Linked DNA regions of Homo sapiens: region 2 is linked to region 1. Evidence: read pairs that join two places in POLR2A ChIA-PET (ENCODE). Cell type or tissue: A673. All regions are shown on one strand. Links, peaks and the distances in the headings refer to the core of each region. The heading gives the core; the rest is flanking DNA. Region 1 overlaps PHACTR1 (phosphatase and actin regulator 1). Region 2 overlaps PHACTR1 (phosphatase and actin regulator 1).

What was found. ChIA-PET counts read pairs that join two places held together with the same protein. Peaks named below come from ENCODE experiments on the same cell type or tissue, not always from the same donor. Only the 100,000 strongest peaks of a DNase experiment are listed, where the experiment ranks them.
Region 2: POLR2A ChIA-PET joins it to region 1 with 6 read pairs; 2 of 35 experiments call an interaction of 5 or more read pairs at or near these places.

The regions. Positions count from the first base shown.
Region 1 is chr6:13,040,727-13,049,063 of GRCh38, forward strand. All of the region lies in intron 4 of PHACTR1 (phosphatase and actin regulator 1), which reads left to right. Among named protein-coding and RNA genes, the nearest start is that of TBC1D7, 280 kb to the right of the region's middle. In A673, for the core only: no CTCF peak of the experiment used is centred there; a DNase peak (open chromatin) is centred at 3,855.
Region 2 is chr6:13,159,237-13,167,573 of GRCh38, forward strand. PHACTR1 (phosphatase and actin regulator 1) reads left to right here. Exons shown (of 15, transcript NM_030948.6): 6 at 968-1,048. Among named protein-coding and RNA genes, the nearest start is that of TBC1D7, 170 kb to the right of the region's middle. In A673, for the core only: no CTCF peak of the experiment used is centred there; no DNase peak of the experiment used is centred there.

The DNA.
Region 1 (8,337 bases), core at 103-8,102:
GAGTCAGGAAATCTTTAATGAGCACCCACAAAATGCCACTTATTATACTAGAGTTTCCATGTATTAATATAATGGTTGTATATGCAATCAGAGAGCTAGATATTGCTATTCCCATTTTTTGTAGTTAAGGAAATGTAGTTTTGAGAGGCCGATTAACTTGCCTGTGGTTACACAGCAAGTCATGATTAAATGCACTTAAACCTGATGTTCAAAGTCCCAATTCTAGGCTCTGAGGTCATTATATCCAGACATTTGGAAGAAAGAACTTAAGGAAAATAATAATTTAAAAATAAACACTAAATCAAATGTGAATTCAGAGCTTCCTATGTGGCAAAATTAACAGGTGACTTTCTCTGTTGAGACCTCTTTAAAAATTTAACATCTTTCATGCAGAAGAATAATAAAAAGTCCCCAAAGGAATTAACAGGACAAAAATAATACGACATTTACCTCTGAAAAAAGACTAATGGAAGTCAATTTCTGTGTTCTGAGACAAGGAAAATTAAGAATTCCTTGTGAAAGTCTTGACAAAGATATGAGCAGGGTTCCTTACTTTCTGAGTAATAATCAAAACAAGTCCAAGTTAGAGCCACTGGTGGTAATTAAAATACATACACACACACACACACACACACACACACACACACACACACAGAAGAGAAGAATGTTTTAGCAAGGATCAACACCCTTGCAAAAATACTCACTTCAGCAGTACTATTTGGATTTCACCTCGTCACTAAACAAATGATAAATGGCACTGAAAAACTCACCTGGGAGGTAATGGGAGCTACATAAGGAAACAGGGTAATGTCATCAGAGAGAGAAAATGAGAAATCTGAGCTTAAAAGGAAGTAGACTCAAGAAGTGATTCTCAAATGGAATGTAAAGTTTCATCAGGTTCTCTATCATCCTACACTTAATAGGTAACAGAGTGGCTGTTATCATGAGATTTTGGAATGAGTTCAAGAGAGAAAAAATGTCCAGGAGTGTATTAACCTTGACAGTATTAATGGAGGGAAAGATTTTGCAAAGGTTGAATCAAAAAGCCTGCACTGCCTGGTCTTGAGCATCCTCAAACCATCCACAGGAAAAGATGTGTGATGATACGTCTCTAGACTCAGTCCTGGACCACGGCAACTTTGTGTGAGTTGCCACATTCTAGGCAAATCCCTTGACTCCTCTGTGTCTCGGTTCCTTTAACTATAGAATGGTACAAAACGATACTCAACATTTGATAAATTGTGTTTCATGGAACACAAGTCTATAAGACCTTAATGGTGTCCCACAAAAAAACACTATCCAACCATATTTGTGATTAAATTAAGTTTGGAAAATAAAGGGTTCAACAGAGTTTAAAAGGTTTATTGTAGACCTTCTCAGAGCCATTAAAAGGCTAAATTGTAATTCGATTCTTTGAGAAAATAGTACCATAGTCATATATAGAGAAACAAATGAAATGTTATACCCCACCTACATAATGGGGGTGTTGTGAAGATCTAATGAGATAATAGATCTAAAAGCACTTAGAATAAAGCACTACATGAACATTAGGCATTTTAAAATTATTCCCAGTGATTTCACGTTTTAGGGACTGGCAGGCAGCACTGAAGTATGATGGAATTTTCTACACTAAGGATCTTTCTTCTTAGCCAGCCACCTGAAGGCAATGGATATAGTTGGGAAGAAGGGAGTAGGATCCTAGGGTTCATTAGGAATACTGCAGGCCTCAAAAGAGTGATTCTCAGAACACTGCCGTCAAAGTTACCTGGGCTGCTTATTTATGCATTCATATTCCTGGTTCAGTAGGTCTGAGATGGATTAAAATTCTTAACAGGTACTTCAGTTGATTCTTATATGCACTAAATTTTGAGATCCACTAGTCTGAAGAGACAGCACAGTTGAGAGCCTCCAAAACTGTTTAAATTCATGTAAGTCCTTAAGGGATATTCTAGTGGTGACATGGTAACGAATTTCACCCCTAGTGGAACGCTTATTAGCCAGGTGGTAATAAGCTGATACCAGAGGAGACTTTTCACTTTTAGATAACTTTAGCTGAGCCCATGTTCTGTGCCCCAAAAGAATGCTTTTAGTATATGCCTATTTATCTTTATAAGTCTGTATTATCCCCATTTTACAGAGAGGAAGCCGATGGGACTTTCCTAAGGTCACACAGTGAATTTGTTAGAACCCTTTTAGTTGCAAGTAAAAGAGAACCCCACTCAACCTAGTGTAAGTAAAAAAGAGAATTTATTACTTCGTGTAAGGAAAATATTCAGGGTTATAGTGGTTTCAGGCAGGGCTGGATCCAGAAGACCAAGTGATGTAATGAGGTTTCAGTTTCATTGAGTCATCTCTGTTCTCTTTGTCTCTGTTGTGGCTCAATTCTCAGGCAGCCTCTGCCATTAAAGTGGCTGAAAGGGCTGGGCATGGTGGCTCACGCCTGTAATCCCAGCACTTTGAGAGGCCGAGGTGGGTGGATCACTTGAGGTCAGGGGTGCGAGACCAGCCTGGCCAACATGGCAAAACCCTGTCTCTACTAAAAATACAGAAATTAGCTGGGCGTGGTGGTGTGCACCTGTAATCCCAGCTACTTGGGAGGTGGAGGCACAAGAACCGCTTGAACCTGGGAGGTGGAGGTTGCAGTGAACGGAGATAGAGCCACTGAACTCCAGCCTGGGTGACAAAGTGAGATTACATCTCAAAAAAAAAAGGCGGGTGGGGGGTGGCGCTGGGGAGGCTGAAAGATTATCCACAGCTCTATAGGACAAGGGTTAACAAGCTATGGCCATGCAGGCCAGATGCTTGTTTTTATAAATAAAGTTTTATTGGAATACAGACATGCCCATTTGGGCATATTAGTCTACTGCTGCTTTTACAGTGCATCAGCAGAGTAGAGTACTTCAACAGACTCTATATGGTCCATAAAGCCTAAAGTACTTACTATTTGGCTTAACAGAAAGAGTTTGCTTACCCCTGCAGGGGAAACCAGGCTTTGTTGAGGTGGGATTTGAGTCTGTAAAAGGCACTATTTATTTAACTGCAAGAAGAATATCAGACCCTAGGGTCTAAAGATTTAAGATGAAAAAAGGGTCTACGTTATTTAAAGATTGTTGCTTTGGATTAACACAAGACTTGGGAGTTTATTTACAATTTAAATAAGTTCTGTTGCCAACACAAATGTATTCTATAGATTAAATGAACAACAGAATGTTTTATAAGTTTTTGTAGTCATTATATGTGTTAGTGGTTGAAGGATACATTCCTGGGAGATAAAACAAGAATTTTGTACTGAATATCTAAGGAAGAATTTTGATAATAACATCTATTAGCTCAATAAGTCTAACAATATAGAACCTGTATAATTTTAAATTTAAATATTTAAAATTTTATAATTTTAAATTTAAATAGGAACTTTCCTCCCTACCTGTCTGGTCTGTTCACAATGTGCTCTCTTCATTGCCCTGTGTTCATGGAATAGAAGTATCTTCATCCTTCTAACACAGTTCTTAGGAAATATGAAGTATTTGACATAATAGGATCGTTTCTTCTCAACGCTTATGAATCATCATTGTGACCTGGAAATTCTTTTAATATTAACCAAGGCTAAATGAAGATGTTTTAGTTTGTGACCCCTACTTTGATTAGGCTTAGAGCCTATGTAATCTGCAATCCCAGTTGAAAGAGCATGTTTATCAGTAGTTCCAACAAATTCCAGCATTGAGTCTCATTGCCTGGCCAAGCTCAATGACTCATCCCTGAATTAATTACTGTGGGTGGAGGGTGGAGATGCAATGCTCTGATTGGCCAGCACTGGGTCACATGCCCACCTCTGGCGTCAGGACGGAGATGAACTTCCTGAACCACCCAGAGTGCGAGGAGAGGAGGAGTGACTCTCCAGAGGAGAATGAGGAAGCCCTTGCCACCTGGTGGGGGCCAGAAAGAACTCACCTCCACCAGCAGCTATTAGGTGGTAGATTCCGGATCTGGACCCACATCCTCCTAGTTTCGTAATATTTTTCCCCTATACACGATGGTTAGCATTTTCTAAGTGAAGCATATCTGAGCCTATTCCAGGCCTGACTGACACCCGCTGAGTTCGTAATTGTAGCTTGAGCACAGGTCCTTAGCAGATAATGTCCTACCGGTTCTTCTTGTCCTAGTGATCTAGGGCGGGTATTCGCCAGGGCACCTACAGACAGGTGTACATCTATATTATATGACATTTTATGGTAAGACAGCTCCTCTTTTCCCTTGCTACAGTAGGATCAATTTATAATTGGCATCTGTTTTGCAGCCTTTTCAAAAAAGCAGCTCATTTCCTCCCTCATCCCTGAAGCCCTCCTATGACTTTAGTGAGTAATACAAAGATTCAAAAAGCCAGACTCTCACACATTGAGGAGACATTCTTGCAAATAGGCATGTCTTAATTAAAAGCATGTGTTTCTCTTCTTTCGAGAATCACTTTTTCCTATTCATTAGTCCCTTCTCAATTTCTCCAGCTCTAAAATGGGGATAATATATAGCCCTCGCTCACAAGTTTAATTTGAGGATTATATAAGGTAACACATTTTAAGTGCTTAGATCAGTGTCTGGAATAGACTTAGTGACTGAAAAATGTTAGCTGTTATGGATGCTGTCATCATCATCGTCATCATCAATGATCATCTTTACCGTCATAATAGTCATCAGCACCGATACCTAAGGAAACACTGTACCGTTTACAATCCCCCCTCCTTTTAGGAGGAAACGCAGAGTCCCATAAACCGCATTAGTCATGTGGCCTCTTTCTGATACAGTGGCCTACGATTCCAAAACCAGTAGAGCCACCCTCTTGCTTTCTTTAAAATTAGTACATCTTAGGGCACCAGGATTTATGGATGTTCTTGTATTCTTGGCTGTCAATTCATGCTTCAGGAGCAAATTAACAGAAACATGGGCCATCTTTGGACCTATGGATCCCTGAGTTTTCCTTCCTTCCCATCTCCCCGCATTGTATGTCAGCACAGTGTTTTCCCAGGGGGCCACTAAAGGGCAGCTCTGCCTGTCCACAGTGCAGGAGGCAGCAGTACACCTATGATGAAAGCATCCCTAGGAACTTGCCTCCGGCAGTGGGGAGAGCTGCCTTTACCAGGCAGAACTCTGTAGAAGCCAGAGACAAAGGAGGAAGTTGGCCAAGAGCCTGAGCAAATCTGCTGAGAAGTTTGGGTCCAGGTATATGGAGCCTCCCTCCTTTCTCCACCACTCCCAGACCACAGGACTCTGTCATATAGGCATGCACACACTATTGATTCTTCCCCCATGAGGACTACCATTCTTGCAAGCAATAAGATTGATAAGCAACTCTCTCAATGTAAACATTGACCTCTCCCTCCAGAGATGTAGTGGGGAAGACTGCCAGATGTCATGATGTGGCGTAATGGTTGCATCTGGGGTGTGGGTGTTGTTTTGTGTGGAATGTAAGTGGCGTTTCCTCTGATGGTTCCTAGGTAGAAAGATAGCCACCTGTGTGTCCAAGCAGCTGAGGAGCACCAGAGCTCCCTCCTCCTACCCATCCCCACCGGGACTTGCATTACTCAAGTCATCCAGTTTTTGGATTCAGACAGATAAAGCCTTAGTTAAATGTTGCTGTCTCATTACCATATGCTCAGCCAGTATCAGTGTCCACAGCTTGGTGCTAATACATAAATTGGATCCCTCTTTGACTGGATGCTAAGGGATGGGGTGGAGGAGGGTGGTGCACAGAGGCGCAGAAGAGCCTGAAAGAAGGAAGTGAGGGCAGTGAAGGTCAGTGATCCTCGTACTCACCGATGTTAACATGAGTACTCTCTCAGGCATCGTGTCTGTGTTTAATAGCTCTTGGACAACATGGCCTTGTTGATTTATCTCCCAGCTCCTTCATGGTGTATATTTTTCCTTTAACCAGGCAACCTCTCTGTGCTAAAAGAGTCTCTGTTGTCCCCATCATTTTCCCTCTTTAATGCCCAATCTTTGTCCCATCCACTCCCCACTTTACGTCCCCATCCCATTCCTAATGAAACCAGGTAGGCACTCTGGATTTTTAGAATAAACATGTTTTACTCTTTAAAAAAAAAAAAAATCAAAAAACAACAACAAAAAATCTTCTAGTTAATCAATTCTAGGTTGTCAGAAACTCTTCCAAGAGATCCAGCCTCTATAAGTGTATGGCATGACTTATTCTAGAATGAAAAAGGAAAAATAGTGTCCTCATATGCCTGATAATTCATATCAACCCTTCATTTATTTATGATAAGGTAGCTCTGAAAGTGACAGTACATTTATAAAAGGGACCTTTCTGAATGGCTGGGCACCTGTGTGGCGTCATTTTGCAGGGCAGGAAAAGGCAGCGCAGGCTGGCCGTGGAGGCTCACACCTGTAGTCCCAGCACTTTGGGAGGCCAAGGTGGGCGGATCACATGAGGCCAGGAGTTCAAGACCAGCCTGGACAACATGGTGAAACCTTGTCTCTGCTAAAAATACAAAAATTAGCCGAGTGTGGTAGTGCACGCCTGTTGTCCCAGCTACTCAGGAGGCTGAGGCATGAGAATGGCTTGAACCTGGGAGGTGGAGGTTGCAGTGAACTGAGATCATGTCACTGCACTCCAGCCTGGGTGACAGAGCAAAACCCTGTCTCAAAAAAAAAAAAAAAAAAAAAAAAAGGCAGTGCTGCTGCTTCAGCGTAGTGAGCTGACAGCCTACCTTACCTCCACTCTGATCTTTGGTTCCCATTCCTAGGGTGGTGAAATAAGGGAGGTATATAACCCCTTCTAATTACAAGCAAAAGCGAAGGTTATCAGATCCTGCAACATAAACGTTCTGTTATTGAGTTCACTTAGGGTTAAGAAACAAGAATCCAATTTATGAGAATCTTAGGTCCTCCAAAAACCCTAGGAGCATTTAGCACATGGGGAGATCTCCACTGGGGTCCCAAATGGGCTGCCCTCCTGCCTCTGGTGCTGACTCTGACTAGACATCAGATGGCACAGACACCATGCTTCCTTCATTCCAGGCTGCTCCCTGGGATACTGTATGACGAGCACTTTCTAGGCCAGCAGAAAGCCAAGGTGATGCCATCTTTGCACAAGCCTTTTGAAAGCCAAACCACCATGAGAAATATGGTGTACCTGAGGAGCGCCCCGAGCCCCGGCCCAGCTCCTCCCGCTGCATGCCCTAGGAGCCCACCAAGAGTAATCCCAGGTTGCCACCAGGGCTGGGGTTCAGAACACCATCTGGCCTAGGTACTTTGGTTCTTGTCATTAAAATCATGCATACATCAAATATTTTCTTTCTGGCCTGTCTAAGGAGAAAGAAAAATCATCTCCCAATCATTTCCACCCTATGGGTAAAACAAAACCCAGTTTTGTCATAAGTGGGAGCCCAAACTGTGTGGTCCTTCAAAGAGTGTTCTCTTGGATGGTAGAGCAGGAAAGACCCCAGGAGTTTGCTTGCCCATGGCTCTCTCCTCACTTCAGCCTTCTGAAGGAGCTCAGCTGCCCAGCTTCCAACGTTTTGATTCAACATGCTCAGTCCTGGCAGTTGACATTCAAGCTGATTCATGTGTGGCTCAGCATTTTCTCCAGACAGCATGAGGTAGCCACCTTTGAGCAGGCCAAAGTGAAGCTGTCTTTACATGCTCCATTTCCAAAAAAGGCTGTTTGTGATTCCAAAACATGGCAGGCCACGCCCTGCTCTCCCACTTGCCTTCATCCCTTTCTTTCTCTGGTTCCTGCAATGGGAGACCACTTTATCCTGAGACCTGTTTTTTGGTTTCCATTTCTTTGTGTGTGTGTGTGTGTGTGTGTGTGTGTGTGATGGAGTTTCACTTTTGTCACCTATGCTGGAGTGTAATGGTGCAATCTTAGCTCACCGCAACCTCTGCCTCCTGGGTTCAAGCAGTTCTCCTGCCTCAGCCTCAGTAGCTGGGATTACAGGCACATGCCACCACACCCAGCTTATTTTTCTGTTTTTAGTAGAGACAGGGTTTCACCATGTTGGCCAGGCTGGTCTTGAACTCCTGACCTCAGGTGATCCACCTGCCTTGGCCTCCCAAAGTGCTGGGATTATAGGCGTGAGCCACCGCACCAAGCCTTCCCTTCCTTTTCAAACTGTGTTCATAAGTTGGCTCACTCTTGAGCCATCCTCACACTTAAGCCTTCCAATATCATTATCTGATGGCAAAGCTAGCCCCATCATCAAATTAATTGGAGAAAAATGTAATGGGGTGATTAAAATATAAATCAGCTAAACCTAATGTGATCCAGTCTGCTCAATAATCTACTGAATTTAAGAGCTAAACATCATGAATTTCATAATAATACTT
Region 2 (8,337 bases), core at 10-8,009, 120 kb after region 1:
CTTCTCCATTTGGCTGTTCCAGCTTGGAGCCTAAGAGAAGAAGGCAGTGGAGGGGCCGTGCCATGGAAGCCACCCCTACCTTTAGACAGTATCACCTCCGGACCTTGGGAGGCCACACCAGAGAACTTCTCAGAAGATATTTTCACACCATTTTTTAAAATAGTTGGAAAGCAACAGAATCCTCAGTGAGGCATGATCTCTATGAACTAGATCATTGAAACAGCAGTCCCTCCTGGGAGGAAGTACCATGTTCAGGAAAGTTCAGTAAGACATGAGGTTTGGCTGACATCCAAGGTGGCATTTCTAGCATTGAATCCCAGTTCCTTTACTCAATAGCGATGTGACTCTGACAAGTTGTTGAGCTTTTCTGTGCTACAGGTTCAACCATAAATTGGGGTTCAATTAAATAAGAACGCCTACCTTGGCTGGGCACAGTGGCTTACCCCTGTAATCCCAGCCCTTTGGGAGGCCAAGGCAAGTGGATCACGAGGTCAGGAGATCAAGACCATCCTGGCTCAAACCATGAAACCCCGTCTCTACTAAAAATACAAAAATTAGCTGTGTGTGGTGGCATGTGCCTGTAGTCCCAGCTACTCAAGAGGCTAAGGCAGGAGAATCGCTTGAACCTGGGAGGCAGGGGTTGCAGTGAGCTGAGATCGCGCCACTGTACTCCAGCCTGGGCAACAGAGTGAGACTCTGTCTCAGAAAAAAAAAAGAATGCCTACCCTGTCATAGGTGGTAATTTGAAGATTATTTGGAAGCTTAAATGACATCATCTGATTAAAAGGTTTATTATGATAGTATCAAAACATATTAACTGGTATGTCTCATTAGCTCACATTAGCAAAGCACGATTTACAGAAGCTTTCTCGTATGTTACATTGCCATATGTGTTAACATAGGATCCTTTAGAAGACAACTTTGTTACCTACTCACATCTGCCTCCCTGTTTGTCTTTTGTTTGTAGCCCTGGAAAGGAAAATATCTATGAGGCAAAGCAGAGAAGAGCTGATAAAGCGAGGAGTCCTGAAGGAAATCTATGATAAAGGTAAGGAGGATTGGTCTGTCATCCCCGGGTCAAAGAGTCATGCGTGGAATCTGCATGCATATTGCTTGGAGTTCCATTTCATTTTCTGCATCACCAGATATCAGGATTTGAACCATTAAAACTCCAGACAGTTCTAGAGAGAAAAGAGAACATAGCAGACAGTGCTGAAGCTGTCAGCATCATATGAGACGAAGGAAATAAAACTCCCTTTTCTGAGCATTGGAATCAAACCACAGGAGGCTAAGCAAAATGATGTGGCCCCGGGAATGATGCAGGCACTGGTTGTGAGTCTGTTGGCATGCAAATACACACGACCAGGGTGCAGTCACCTGTTTAGGCCCTTTCAGCAACTAAGTATTCCCAAGACAAGTGTGAGAAATCCATACTCATCTAGGATTTCCTTAACTTGTTTTTGTTTGTTTGTTTGTTTGCTTTTGGTGGTCCATCTTGCCACAATAGAATAAATTGAAGGAGATAAATTTGTGATATATGACTGTACATTTAAGATATTGGAAATGATAATATTATGGTGCTTCAAATGCTCTGTGAATGTGTCCACAGATATTTGCTGGTGAATACCACGTGTCCTTTGCTTATTGAATTATTGCCTTTGAATATGAACGTATGCAGTGAACTACATGGCATATGAAGTATCCTTCACTCCTCTTTTCTAAGAGCTTTATGGTATTTTAGTTTATTATGTATATATTTTGGAGACAGGTTCTTGCTCTGTTGCCCAGGCTGGAGTGCAGTGATGCAATCACGGCTCACTGCAGCCTTGACCTCCCAGCCTCAAGGGATCCTCTCGCCTCAGCCTCCTGAGTAGCTGAGACCACAGGTGTGTATCACCACACCTGGCCAATTTTTGTATTTTTGTGCAGACAGGGTCCCACTATGTTGCCCAGGCTGGTCTCAAACTCCTGGGCTCAACAATCTTCCCACCTCAGCCTCCCAAAGTGCTGGGATTACAGGCGTGAGCCACCGCGCCCGGCCTTTGCAATTTTCAATTGAACTTGCATGCGTGCACCTTCTCTTCTTGCTCCTCCTTCCTCTTCTTCCTCCTCCCTCCTCTCCCTCTTATCTCTTTCTCTCACTCTGAGGACCACACTCCCTCTGTTAGCGCTTTAAGTGAAATAACAGACTGTCACTTCCAATCTTGTTAAAATCATCAACAGTGATTTTCTATGTCAGGTCTTCTGATTGTTTCATGCAGGTGTTATCTGGTGGGCCAGATTATTAAATCACATAATATTCTACTTTAACAATCTGTCCTGATAGTCAAAGTGGTCCTGTAATCTGCCGACGCAGTCCATTTGCTGTGTTTTTGTAGGTCTTCTACATGCCTCGTGTGTTCTACTACAACGAGGCAGGTGGTACTTCTGGGTTCTGGCGCATCTTTCAGACTCCACTGTTTTGTGGGTTGGTTCTTATTCCTCTGGTGAATCTGACCTCCTTCATTCTTGTCATGGGCCTTCCCCGTGGTACTTTTGAAGTATTTTCTCTTAGCACAAATTACTAGCCTGAAATGCAAGAGAAAAGTGGCCTAGCTCTTGCCCTGCCCTGGTGGCAAGGCATAATGGAGGCAGAATGTGAAGGTGCATGATTCCAAACTACGTTCTGTCATTATCAGAACCTCCTGGGGTCAAGCAAGCCCTATGGTAAGCCAGCTTTATCCATCGATTTCTGTGTATGACCATACCAGCATACCACTTTTTTGATGGATTAAGCTCTCCAGGAAAAGAATCCATACTTTTCTTGCATTTCTTCAATGTCTTGCTGCCTGTATGATCCCCCAACCCTCCCTTGTTTTGTTGTTGTTGTTGTTGTTGTTTTGAGACAGAGCCTCCCTCTGTCGCCCAGGCTGGAGTGCAATGGCAGGATCTTAGCTCACTGCAACCTCCGCCTCCTGGGTTCCAGTGGATCTCCTGCCTCAGCCTCTTGAGTAGCTGGGACCACAGGTGCGCACCACCATGCACGGCTACTTTTGTTTTTTTGTTTGTTTGTTTGTTTGTTTGTTTTTTAAGTAGAGATGGGGTTTCACCACATTGGCCAGGCTGGTCTCAAACTCCTGACCTCAGGTGATCCACCCGTCTCCGCCTCCCAAAGTGCTGGGATTACAGGTGTGAGCCACCGCGCCCGGCCCCTCCCTTGTTCTAACTTTAAATCTCCATGCTTCATCATAAGCTCCTTTCCCCATATTCACCCCCCAGGAGAGATGGAAAATGTTTAACTAAAGGTATAATATTATATAATAAGCACCCGAGTGCTTAAATAAATATTATTGTTACAGCCAAAACTTGTTCAGATCCACTTAAACAATCCCTCTTCTCCCTCAGGAATATTCTGAAGTAGAGAATACATGTACAGTAGCATTTATTATTTCCGTTACATCTAATAACTGGGTTAAGATAAGAATTGCCTAAGTGGCTTCCTGACTTATAAAAAGAAGTCACAAACTGTTGGAGCAAAAGCCTCATTTGATAGGGAAAGAAACAGGATCCCTGAGACTGGAGGGTCCCTTAGGCTGCTCTCAAGGAACTCCAGACTGTTGGTGCCCCAAGTCCTCACCAACAGTTAGGAGTTCCCTGAGAGCAGGCGCTGTGCCTCTGTCACACTTGCTTCTTTCTCCATCAGCACACATGGAGCTGACACAGGACCTGCACTCAGTAAGTGGCTGCGGGCCGGGCTCGGTGTCTCACGCCTGTAATCCCAGCACTTTGGGAGGCCAAGGCGGTGGATCGCTTGAGGTCAGGAGTTCGAGACCAGCCTGGCCAACATGGTGAAACCCTGTCTCTACTAAAAGTACAAAAATTTGTCGGGTGTGGTGGCATGCGCCTGTAGCCCCAGCTACTTGGGAGGCTGAGGCAGGAGAATCACTTGAACCCAGGAGGTGGAGGTTGCAGTGAGCCAAGATTGCACACTGTACTCTGGCCTGGGCAACAGAGCAAGATTCTGTCTCAAAAAAGGAAATAAATAAGTAAATCTGTACATACATACATAAATAAGTGATTGCAGAGGGAAGGACCAGTCTAGTCCCCACATGTCACTTGTCACCACAACTTCCTGTTTTACTTTGATCCTTGCACTTATCACTGTCTGTTCTTTCTGTTGTTTGTTGACTGACTTTGCTCACTAGCACATAAACTGTAGGAGAGCAGGGGCCTCAGAGGCTGCGATTCCCCAAGCCCCAAATCATGTCTGATATAGTTTAGATGCTCAAAAATGTTTACTGTTTGGATGTTGGGAAGAGGAGAAGAAGAGACAGGCTAAAATGAAAACTTCGTTGCACATAGTAGTGTATAGGTTTGTGTTTTCTATGGGATTTTCTGATAAAAGCACTCATTTTGTATCTCTGTGGATATTAATCTCATTGCCTCATATTATAGTATATCTACAGTTAGGAGCATGAGCCCTGGAATCAGTTTCAATTCTAGTTCCACTGTTGACTAGCTGTGCAACTTTAGTCAAGTTGCTTGACTTCTCTGTGCTTCTCTTGCTTTATCTGAAAGTATGGGTGATGTTGTGATGAGGATTACAGGAGATAGCACATATGAAATAGAACAGTGACTTTTTTATAACAGTGACTTTATAGCAATCTATAAATTCTCAATAAGGGTTAACATGCTGTGATTGTTGGTAGTCTCATCATCATCATCATTGTCCTTTATATTTTCTTCAAACCTTTTATGTGCCTCACCCTAGGTGACCCTATCAACAGGCCCAAGAATTCAGAAGAGTGGACATCACTGTCCCCTTTTGTCTGAGGATTTAAAAAGTACAAAGATCTGTGACCTCCTCAGAATGGCCTTCGTGTCAGTGTCCACCGAGAACCCGGTCTTCTGTATCCGAATTCGGTTCCACCTGGCTTTCCTCTTAGCCTCTAAGCAAGTCATTTTCCTGTCATTTGTTCTTCCCTTTCTATAATATCATTCTTTTTCCTGTATCTGAGATTCGGGGGGTAAAGCAAATAGAATTTTATTGCCGCAACCTGATGAACGGCAAATGGCAAAGAGACTTTCTTTTTTTAAGTTGTTCATTTCAAGGATAAATCTCATAGATTCGGAGCAATCATTCCATATTGCCTGGCTGGTCATTCCTCATTTTGCACCATCTCCTTGTGTTAGCGCACATGACTCTAGCTAGTTACCGGCAGCAAAATCGTTTCCACCAGCGATGCATGGACCCTGACAGCTGCCGCATTGATTTGTAATGACTGTGTCAGCCTGTCCACCTGCATGCAGCCTCCAGGCCCCACCTCTGTTTGTGCCGCAGTTATGCTGTTTGTGTGCACGATACTACTAATGTGGTGGAAGATAATTTGTCTTTAGTAGGTAGGATTTTCCCTTCCAGTGCTTTTTACATTATTGATTTTGCCTGATAATGCCCCACTTGTTCATAGAAACCATGAAAATAAACTAGTGATTTGAGAGTCGTAATTATTTGGGCAGAGTACACACAAAATTAATGAGGTTTTATTACTCTGACAGTTCTCAAAATTCTTTCCATTTTCCTTCATGGGTTAAAATCCCAAACTGGTCAATGAATTTAATTCAGGCAAAATGAGAGCTTGGGTCTAAGAAAAGTAATCTCAAATGTCGACTGAACCGGCACAGAGATTCCTCATTTAACAGAGTGTGTTAGACAAGAAGAGCATAGTTATTCAACAGCTTTTTTTTTTATTATTGGCTTCCATATTGAATCACATAATTTTACAATCCAGAGATTTAGATAAAAGTTTTAAAATCAGAGGAAATAGTTTGATCTCTAGATATATTGAGGCCAGGTAAGAATGCAGCACACTTTGAAAACCACATAAAAGGAAATTTTAAATTATGTTAGTTGTGATGGTAGCATGGACAGAAAATTATAGGTTCTTTTTTTCTCATTTTCCTGATTTTCTACAATATGATTGTTTTATAAAGAACACAACTTAAATGTTAAGGTGAACTGCCAACACTATAAATAGTAAAAATGTTAAACCAATTAATGGTGTAAAATAATCTATAGTTCGACAGTTTATTTTTATTTATTCCTCAATCTTATGACCTATTTGCTTAAATTTGAACTTAATTTAAACAAACTAAACAAAGTTTAATTAAACAAAGTTCTCCTTGGCTCCCGGGCTATGTATGTATTTATTCATTCAACAAATTGGCACCAGGTGCTCCCTCCGTGCCAAGGAGTTGCCTCGGTATGGAGCTACAGTGATAACCACAATTGCAAAATCTTACCATTTCAGAGTTTACCTTCTACTCAGAAATAGGAAATAATACATATAGTATTTGTTGCCAAGGAGTGATGAGCGCTCTGAAGAAAAATGAAGCAGCAGGATAAGGAAATAAAGTCAAGCGAAGGGGGAGGGGGTTGTGATTTTAGGTCAATGCAATCATGGAGGACCTCTTGTGGGAGGTGATATTTTCACAGAGACCTAAACGAAGTGACCGAGTGGCTCAAACAGGGGCATGGGCACCCAGATTCTGAAACCTGGTCCTACTACAACTTTAAGGCAACTTGTAACTTCATTCATGAGCCCTTAAGTTCTTCAGATTGCCCCGGGATGTTTCTTTTCAATAAAGGCCTCTCTGTGGCATTTGCTTCTCTCTCATTACCCTGTAAATCAGAGCCTGTCACTGCCTGCTCAAAGCCTGCAGTGGCTCCACATTTCACTCAGAAATTCCAGGTTTCTACAACAGCGTAAAGCCCTGCATGGTCTGCCCTCCAACCCCTAACTTTCGTTTTCACTCTCTTCATCCCTCCTACAAACTCCCTTTCCCTGGTGCCACTTCAGCCCTGCTTCCTGGCCCTCGAGGTTTGCGTTGGCTGCGCCTTCTTCCAGAAGCCTCTTCCCCCAGATATCCAGATGGCTGGCTCCTCTTTCCAGCCTTGGCTGAGGTGTCACCTTCCCAGTGAAGCTTACTCTGCGACCACCAAGTTTAAAATTGCTGCCGCCTTCTCTAAGTTCTTAGACCCCTTACCCTCCTTCTTCCTTTTTTCTTCTATCTCTTATCACCTTCCACCTTCAGACGCCTGTAAATTATGTATTTATCATGTTAATTTTTTCTTGCCTATCTCTCCTCACTTCATAAGCTCCACCAAGCAGGGCAGGGGTCTTCGTCTGATTTGTTCCCTGTTGTAGCCCAAGTGTCTATAGCAGTGCCTGGGACAAAATTGATGTTCAGCAAATGCGAATAGAAAGCAATGAATGCAGGCATGAGGTAATTTCTGCATGTTCACATGACTTGGTTTATTCACTGCACCGGCGAAATCCAGAATACTAAGAACACTGATCCCCCTTATTTATTCAGTTTTATGGTCCATAAAACTTTATTGCCAGTTATTTAAATAGGTAATATTATATTATGTATATATTTGTATACATGGATGCCAAATGCCCTACTTTCAGATAGTGTCTTTAAGTGGTATGGGAAAAATATAGCAATGTCAGTCAATAGTATAGTCATCCCGAGGTATACGCAAGGGATTGGTTCCAGAACCACCTCCCATACCAAATTTCGCACATCCTCCAGTCCCATAGTCAGCCCTGTGAAACCCATGTATACAGAACATCAGCCCTCCAAACACAGGTTTTTCAATCTGTGTTGGGTTGAAAATAATTCACATATGAATGGACCTATGCAGCTCAAACCTGTGTCATTCAAGGAGCAACTGTATATTGTTTGGTCATTAATAAAATAGTGATAATATTTCTCACACTTGGCGAGGATCTCACGAAGTCACCTGGCTAGCTACTGATTATTCCAATGTAGGCAGGAAGCAGCTGAAGCCCAGAAAGGTTATTGATGTAACCTAAGTCACAGCCGGTGAGTGTGAACTCTTAAAACCCCTGCTGAGATCATATGTTCTTCATGTGGGATTTATAGGGACACAGGAAGGCTATGCACATTGGTTATCTGAGAATCTTAATAAATATTGCTATTACTGGCTGTTGCAAGTAATCTCTACAAATAAACATGATGCTGTATTTGTAGAATGTTAGGGATAACAGTGGTGATTGTGCTATTTCCATCACTGAATTTCTCTATGAAGCCTCAATTCTACCACAGTGTCACTCACTTTGTATGGTATGGGTATGTGTAATTCACGTGGATGTATCTTTTATTGGGAGGATGGGGAGGGAAAAGAAGACCACTTCTCTACCATCCGATGAAATGACATTTTCCCTGCATGTTAGACAATTCCACACCCTAAATGTGGCAGCCTGCCGTGAGATCAGTGAAGCTGCCGCAGCTCACCTAGTAGTTTCCACTGCAGTCCTACCTAGACCTGGG